Regions from separate parts of the Mus musculus genome. Here regions 2 and 3 are each linked to region 1. The links are chromatin loops, found by intact Hi-C in ENCODE. Cell type or tissue: gastrocnemius. All regions are shown on one strand.

The links. Peaks named below come from ENCODE experiments on the same cell type or tissue, not always from the same donor. Only the 100,000 strongest peaks of a DNase experiment are listed, where the experiment ranks them.
Region 2: a loop joins it to region 1, with 3 times the contacts of the local background. A loop is called at or near these places in 18 of 42 quality-filtered maps.
Region 3: a loop joins it to region 1, with 9 times the contacts of the local background. A loop is called at or near these places in 26 of 42 quality-filtered maps.

What each region holds. Positions count from the first base shown.
Region 1 is chr10:3,943,058-3,945,557 of GRCm38, reverse strand. The region is part of intron 11 of Plekhg1 (pleckstrin homology domain containing, family G (with RhoGef domain) member 1); the gene reads right to left. Among named protein-coding and RNA genes, the nearest start is that of Mthfd1l, 29 kb to the left of the region's middle. In gastrocnemius, a CTCF peak has its summit at 1,476 (motif pointing right); a DNase peak (open chromatin) is centred at 1,498.
Region 2 is chr10:3,804,458-3,806,957 of GRCm38, reverse strand. The region is part of intron 2 of Plekhg1 (pleckstrin homology domain containing, family G (with RhoGef domain) member 1); the gene reads right to left. Among named protein-coding and RNA genes, the nearest start is that of Gm30164, 46 kb to the right of the region's middle. In gastrocnemius, a CTCF peak has its summit at 1,385 (motif pointing left); no DNase peak of the experiment used is centred here; H3K27ac peaks cover 1,022 bases.
Region 3 is chr10:3,331,755-3,334,254 of GRCm38, reverse strand. The region is part of intron 1 of Gm29826 (a long non-coding RNA gene); the gene reads right to left. Among named protein-coding and RNA genes, the nearest start is that of Gm40590, 14 kb to the left of the region's middle. In gastrocnemius, no CTCF peak of the experiment used is centred here; a DNase peak (open chromatin) is centred at 1,192.

The sequences.
Region 1 (2,500 bases):
TTGTAAATATCTGGTATGCAGGATATCTGATTTCTGACCCCTGTGAAAGGGTCATTTGACCCCCAAAAGGGTCTCAGCTTACAGGTTGAGAACCTCGGGCATAGATCAAGTTGGCCTGTAGGTGTATCCGGGGGTGGGTATCTTACTTTTGTTAACCTGTATGGGAAGACCATTTGGTATGGGTCACAACCCTGGGGTTGTGTCCTAAACTACACCAGAGGCAGAGAGCTCAGTTGTAGCCCACAGACATTAATTTCTCTCTGCTCTGGACTCTGGATAGAATGTGACTAGTGGCTTCACGTTCCTGCCTTGATGTTCCAGTTAGGATGGAGTGTAACCTGGAACGGTGAGCTGAAATAAACCCGTCCTCCCCAAACTGCTTCTTTCGTCAGGGTATCTCAACAGCAAACGAGATGGTGGTACCCAAGTCTTTATAGAGAGATACATAACTTATACCGAGCTTGTACATGGCTTCCTATAAATTTTAAATTGGCTCTAGATTACTTATAACACCCAACAGTTAGTAAAGGCCTTACAGATAGTTTTATTCTGTATTGTTTAGGCGAGTAAAAACAAAACCAAAAACAACCCAAGCCCACTATGTACAGTTGCAGGTCAATCATTTGTGTCTAATCGCAACCCGTGGGGCAGCTCTCTCACCTCTTGGGATGTGCTCTCTCAGCTATAGGGTGGGACAGCAGGACCTACCTTTCCCAGTACCATTAGCATCAATTGACAGGCACAGCCACAGCCCCTGTCTCTACCCTTCTGGGGAATAGAGCCTGATGCCTTGAGGCTTCCTCTCTCCACACTTAGCATTTCTACCCAGAATGCTTTGTTGTTACTGTGGCCACATGTTGCTAATGCTTGGAAATAGACTGGGTTGTCTTACTCCATCAAGCTAGCAGCTGATGTAGGGGAGAGTCAGCTGAGGGGATGTTCCTTTCTCTCCAACGCTGTTTACGTTTTCCCCAAGGCTACTATAATTTGATCTACATACACTACATTATATTAACTAAAATGATTTTATTTCTAATTTGCTGCAATCTGGTATCATGGAAAAACTACTTGGGCTGAATGGTAATCACGCTTAATTAAAAAAATTAAAAATGGAGGTGCAGACAGGAAAGAAAACATTAACAGTCACTTTAATTTTGAGGAATATAGTCACCTAGTTCGTATACTTATCTTCTTACTATATACTGAGGTTATAGCTGGAGTTAATTTCAAACTCAAATGACAGCTTAATCTCTGGAAAGTGGTTTTCTAGTTCCATTTTAACACTTGACACATGGAAGCACTCCCTTCATCTTTACGCTCAATTAATGTGGCTCAGTTTGCACACTATGAATATAAATGGGGCATGTGACAAGTTCCAAGAAACTCCTTTACAAAGCTATTCCATAAGAAAGCTTAATCCCCTTAAGTCTTACAAATTATTTCAGAAAAGAATTCTTTCCACGTTGTCCACTAGGTGTCAGCCAAGGACCACTCGGGAGCTAGAGGTCTGGGTGGAGGCTGGCAGAATTCAGTGACCCATCGGCCACTGTGTTGACATTACAAGATGGGGTATACACGTTTGTTGTTTAAAGTGCCCCATTAGACATTTGTTTGATTTCACAGAAATAAACACATTTGGAAGGCCTTAAGAAAACAATTGAGTAGTCTTGATGAAAGACCTTTAAAAAAAACCCTTCATTTAATAACCCTACTTAAATAGAGCAAAAGAATTATTTTTAACATTTCAGTGGATAGAGTATATTAAGTCCGCTTTCCTTTCTAGTGGGGAAAATACGGTTTAGAGGTTCCTTGAGGCCAGATGTTTGGGTTTGAATCTGAATTAGGCCATGCACTGGTTGTAAAATGTGGACAGTGGACTTCCTGTTTCTGACTCTTGCTTTTACTTCTCTATCAGAGGAAGAACAGGACCTGTCTCCGAGGTATTTTACTGAGTGTGAAGTAAGAATACAGTATACTTACCACTATGGTTATGTGTTAATACATTAATACGCTGTAAATTAAAATCCATTTTAGATTCTAAGTGGACTAATAACTAGGGTGAAAGGAATAATTTTATTGTGGCGGTTTTAACTGTTTTACACATCAAGGGAGAGCCATCAGGAATATGTAGGATGGAAGGAAGAAGACAGGCAAAGTGAGCGGTCTCATTCGGTAACTAGCCTTTCAGAATCTTGTTAAGCAATTGGATTTTCCCAGGATTCTTGGGACCAGTAGGCGGGGCATATCAATGTCTCATGCAGAAGGGTCCAGCCTGAGTAACCACAGGAGAAGGTGATCGCGGCTCTGCGTGAGTTCCCTTGTATTGCACAGTGGTTGAAAAAGTAAAACTCACACTTGAGCACACACCTCTCTGCACAGATCCTAGAGGCCAGCCTGGATGTCTTTTCAAAACACATATGATCCCAGCACTTAGGAGGCCAAAGCAGGGGGCGTTCCAAGTTCAAGGCTTGCCTGGGTTATATATATAGTGAGACCCTGT
Region 2 (2,500 bases), 140 kb after region 1:
GCTGCATTCTGGTTCCTGTGCTCCAGCAGTCTGCCAAGAATCCTACCGGATGGCCGTATCGGCGATGTCTAGTCTGATACAATGAGTTACTTATTCATCATATGAATCATTAATGACGTAGACACTGATTATTGTTTTTTAGATGACTTCCGACAAATCAATCAACCCTGAGTCAGATACTTATAGGCCCTGGGACACAGTAGTAAGATCACCTACAAGTCCCGTGAGGCATGCAGGGTCTATTTTACTGCCAGCATACTTTCACCAAACTGTGTGCAAATTTTAGTGGTTAAAAAGCTACAATTCACATCCCACAAAGATTTCAGCTACAAGACTATTATTGGTTTCTGATGCATCCCAGTGGATTCTACTGACCTGAGATAGGTTCAGTGAGTGGTCCTCCTTCTCATGATGGAGGAACACCTCATACAGGGATGTAAGAAATGACAATGATGCTCCAGAGATGATCCCAGTGCATGGTAGGATCATGGGTACTGTTGATCACAGTCACAGCTGCGCTTAATCTTAACTAATGTGGGGAATCTGTCATCTTGAACCCTTGGCATCTTTACTGAAAAGGAGTTCTCTGGCCAGAGTTGAGTTACTCAACTCAATAGTATAAGAGGCTCAGAAAATGCCAGCAGAAGAGTAACAATCAAGATGCCTGGTATGAGGTTGGAGAGACAGCTCAGTGGTTAAGAGTACTGACAGCTCTTCCAGATCCTGAGTTCAATTCCTAGCAACCACATCTGTAATGGGGTCTGATGCCTTCTTCTGGTGCATCTGATGTTACTATATATATATATTAAAAAAAAGAAAAGAAGAGAAAAGAAAAGAAAAAGAAAAGAAAAGATACCCAGTGTGACTTTGCAACAGTAAGGGGCATGCGTCTGTTCCTTAGGCTCCCCTTTAGCCTCATACTCTTATAGCATCTCCATTCTAAGGTCATTTCATCAAATATTTTGGGTGGGAGAAACCCTAAACAAGAAGCTGGAGGAAATAACTCACAGGGGCAGGGGGCAGATATGTGGTTTTTGTTGTTGTTGTTTTTTTTATGGTGCCCCCCAAACTGTAGTATTTGAGCTGAACACACACATACATATTATGCCAACAGAAAGAGCATGGGTTTCTGATATCCTCAAGTAAACAAACTCTATATATACCAGACCTATCCTTCTCTGACATTTGAAGTTTTTGTACATTAGAACTGCCTAATCTAATCTTGCCAATCATGGTCAGCCGTCTTATTTCCTAGTCTTCCATCTGCAGAAGATAGAAAGAGGCAACACATCTGTCTACAATTCTCTGACCCTTCTGTTCTGTTTAAGTAGCAACCACATTGTCAGACAGGAGCATATGACAGAAAGTGCTGCCCCCAAGAGGACAGCACTGTGGTTTGTTATACCTGGCTCCCGAGTTCCTGCTCTTTCCTAAGGGACCACATACACTTCTGTGTCCCTGCCAAAACCCTTTGGTATCAAAGTACAAAGACTGACCAGTACTGTTCGCCACTGAATTCAACAACAGGCTATTTCAGAGCAGGGCCTGACTTTTCTAAAGCAGGAAATTATCTCATTCTTCCAGGAAACATTTGACCTCCTCTTATATGTCTGTTTTTTTCCTAAGGTCAGCACAGCACATAAAGATCCCCGTCTTCAGGGAGCTGATCTTTGTGAAAGAAGATTTCCCAGATAGTGAACGAACTTAGTTTGAGTTAACAAGTAGCTCTGAGGAGATGGTCTCCGCATCACTGATAGTCACCAAAGTTGAAGACAAACAAAATTAGTTTCTATGAAACCAGAATGTGGCTTTGAAAGTAAATGAAACCAGATGAGCCACAGACACTGAAAAGTACTTGCACTTAGCCATATAGATCCATGGCACCACACCTGCAATTCTGGACTTCCTTCTCCAAAACAGCAAGGAGGCACAGTAGGCCAACAGTTCCCAAGGAGCATATAGCTAAGGTTAACCAAGGGACCCCAAGTTAAGTGTCACTCTCTTCTCTTACTGTCTGCATTATATCACAAAGCAAACAATATCTATAGGAGACCAGATGGGAAAATAGTTATTTAATTTTAGGAAAATCAATTGAGTAATCACAACTATCTCATGTATCAATATGTCATTTTTTCTGTCTTTGTAGACATAGCCAAGTATCACTCTAAGAAGAAAATGATAAATTCATTAACAGAGAACATAATCCTTTCAAAGAGGGAGGATGAGAAGGAAGAGGAGGAGGAGGGGGAGGAGGAGGAGAAGAAGGAGGAGGAAGGGCAGGAGGAAGAGGAAGAATCGGAGGAGGGGGAAGAAGAGCAGGAAGAAGACAGCAAGGATGAAGACAGAGGAGCTGGAGACAGATCTGCAATAAGAACTCTCACTCCTTTTGTAGAGAATCTGGGTTCAGGTCTCAGTACCTACTTCAGGTGCTTTCAACCACTTGTGACTCTAGCTCTTGGGGGTTCCGCCATCTTTTGGCCTCCACATGCACCCAGTTACA
Region 3 (2,500 bases), 610 kb after region 1:
CAATCAGGAGGAAAGCAGAAGTTAAGTTTATGGTTTGGCCTCTAGCACCAGCCAGTTATGTTAAAGGCCATAATGGCCCCCCAGTCAGATGTGTATCAAGCTAGATACTCCCCGTCTTGTCTCTATAAATCCTTGCCTAAAACATGGCTCAGGGCTCTACCTTCCTGCTGTGTCAGGCTTGGCTCAAGTTTGAATAAAGAGAGCCTAATGTAACTGAACCAGTTTTGTCTCCTTGGTGGTCTCTTGTGGTTCATGAACATTTCCTGGCACAATTACAAATGTTTGTATCATTGAAATAGATGTCAAAAGAAATAATTGTCCAATCCAAAGAGTTAGATTTTTTTTTTCTCTTTCGTCGTCTAGTTCTTAAAATACTGTTTTAAGGTTGGTGAGATGGTCCAGTGGGTAAAAGCACTTGCCACACAAAACTGACAACCTGAGTTTGGTCCCTGGATCTCACAGTGGAGGGCAAGAATGAACTCCTGCAAGTTTTCATGTGACCTCCACATGTGTGCTGTGCCACACAACAATAGTAATAGTTTTCAAGTTTGAAATATCTTTTACTTTTAAACATGAGGATGCCTTGTTTGCAGTGAGAGAAAACACATCCTGTTTGTATGCTGAAGTCAAAGCAAAGGTGGGGACCTGCTCTCAAATGTGTCATTTTTGTTCCCTTTGAACTTGCTATCCTATAGTTTGGAGGTTTTAAAGTGCCTGCCTGCCTGATGCCATATTATTTGTCTGTCAAATGGTTTCTAGGAAACATACCTGAGATTTTATAATAGAAGCCAATATTTAAAGACAAGGAAGTTCATGGCAGCTCTGTGCATAATCCCTAGAAATCAGAAATAACTCAAATGTTCACCATCAGAAGAGTGACTGGTACAGAGAGAATTGCAAGACAGTCATACAAAAGAAGGCTAACTCGAGATCTTCAAAAGATGGGACTTAAGATACACAAACCAGAAAGACTCACAGTCGGGCTGAGAACAAAAGAAGCTGTACCCAGGCAAAGGTATGCTTCTTGAGTCAAATTACAAGAAGTCAAAGAGCAGACAAAACAAAATCAGTGGTGAGAGGGTTATGAACGGTGGATGCAGGGCTGGAGAGATCACTTAGCAGGCAAGACAATCTGGGTTCAATTGCCAGAATCTATGTGGTGGCTCCATACTCCAGTTCCAGAGTGCCCTCTTCTGGCCTCTGTGGGCACTGCATGCATTTGACACATCTATACATGCAGGCAAAATATCCATACACATAAAGTAAAATTTGGGGACGATAAAAAAAAGAATAGAGGTTGCCTCTGTGTAGTAAAGGGACAGGATATCCTCTGGATGTGGAAACATTTGTGTTTGTTTGCAGCTTTATCAAAGCTTGATTACTGTGACATGATCATATCAAACCAACAGACATTCATAATCTTGCCTCCTTAATATTTTTTATGTGCCATGAGAATATTTAAGCTCTTCTCTCTGACAAGCTTCAAGTAAACAGAACTGGTGTTAACTACAGTCACCATGCCACTTGGTAGATCCCCAGAACTTTCTACTCCTTCAGCCTCAGTGACCAGGATCTCCCAACCCTTCACCCATCCACAATCCCTGAAAACCAAAGCAAAGAATTCTTCCCTTTGCTCCTTTGGATTCCAAATCCAAATGAGACCATATCACATTTTTTTTTAGAGTGTAGCTTCTTTAATTTATCATATTATTCTCCAGCCTTAACCTTATTGTTGTTTAAATAAAATTTATTTTTTTTCAACTTTGGTTAGTATTACAACACACACACACACATACACCACTGTATTTATTCATTTGTTGGTAGACATGTGTCTACTCTTACAAATAGTGAGATTATAAACCTCACTTTCTGATAAGTTATTTCTCTGCTGGTGAAACAAGCCAATTCAAGCCAGATTCAAATATATTAAACACAGGTTCATTGGGAAACTGCTCTCAGGCAAGTTCACTAGCCAGTGAAGGAGGCCAGGAAAGTCACCATGGGAAGGGAGAGGGAAGAGAAAGAGAGAGAAAGAGTGTGTGCATAGAGAGAGAAAGGGGGAGAATGAAGGGCAAGAGGCCAACATGTCTGGATAGTGAAGAGCCTCAGAAGGAAGGACAGCCAAGTTCCTGGGCTGGAAAGTTCAGGGTTGTGGGCAAAATATGCCAGATAGGGACTGAGGGATGCTGGGAGAACCTGGAGGCCAGGTCAATTTTGGTATCTAAGATACATGCCTCAGTCCCTTATCCAGGGTCTGAAACCAAACATTTTCAAACAACTGACTCCATCTCCTTAGGAGATTTACCCAGAAGCAGAATTGCTAGATCAGAAGAAATTCTATTTTATTTATTTTTTATTCTTTGAGGAACTTCCAATCTGCTTTGCACAATGGCTGTGCTAATAATTTATATATCCACTAGCAATGTTTAAGGATCTTTTCTTCATATCTTTGTGAACAGTTATTACCTTCTATCTTTTTGATAACAGACATCCCAACAGC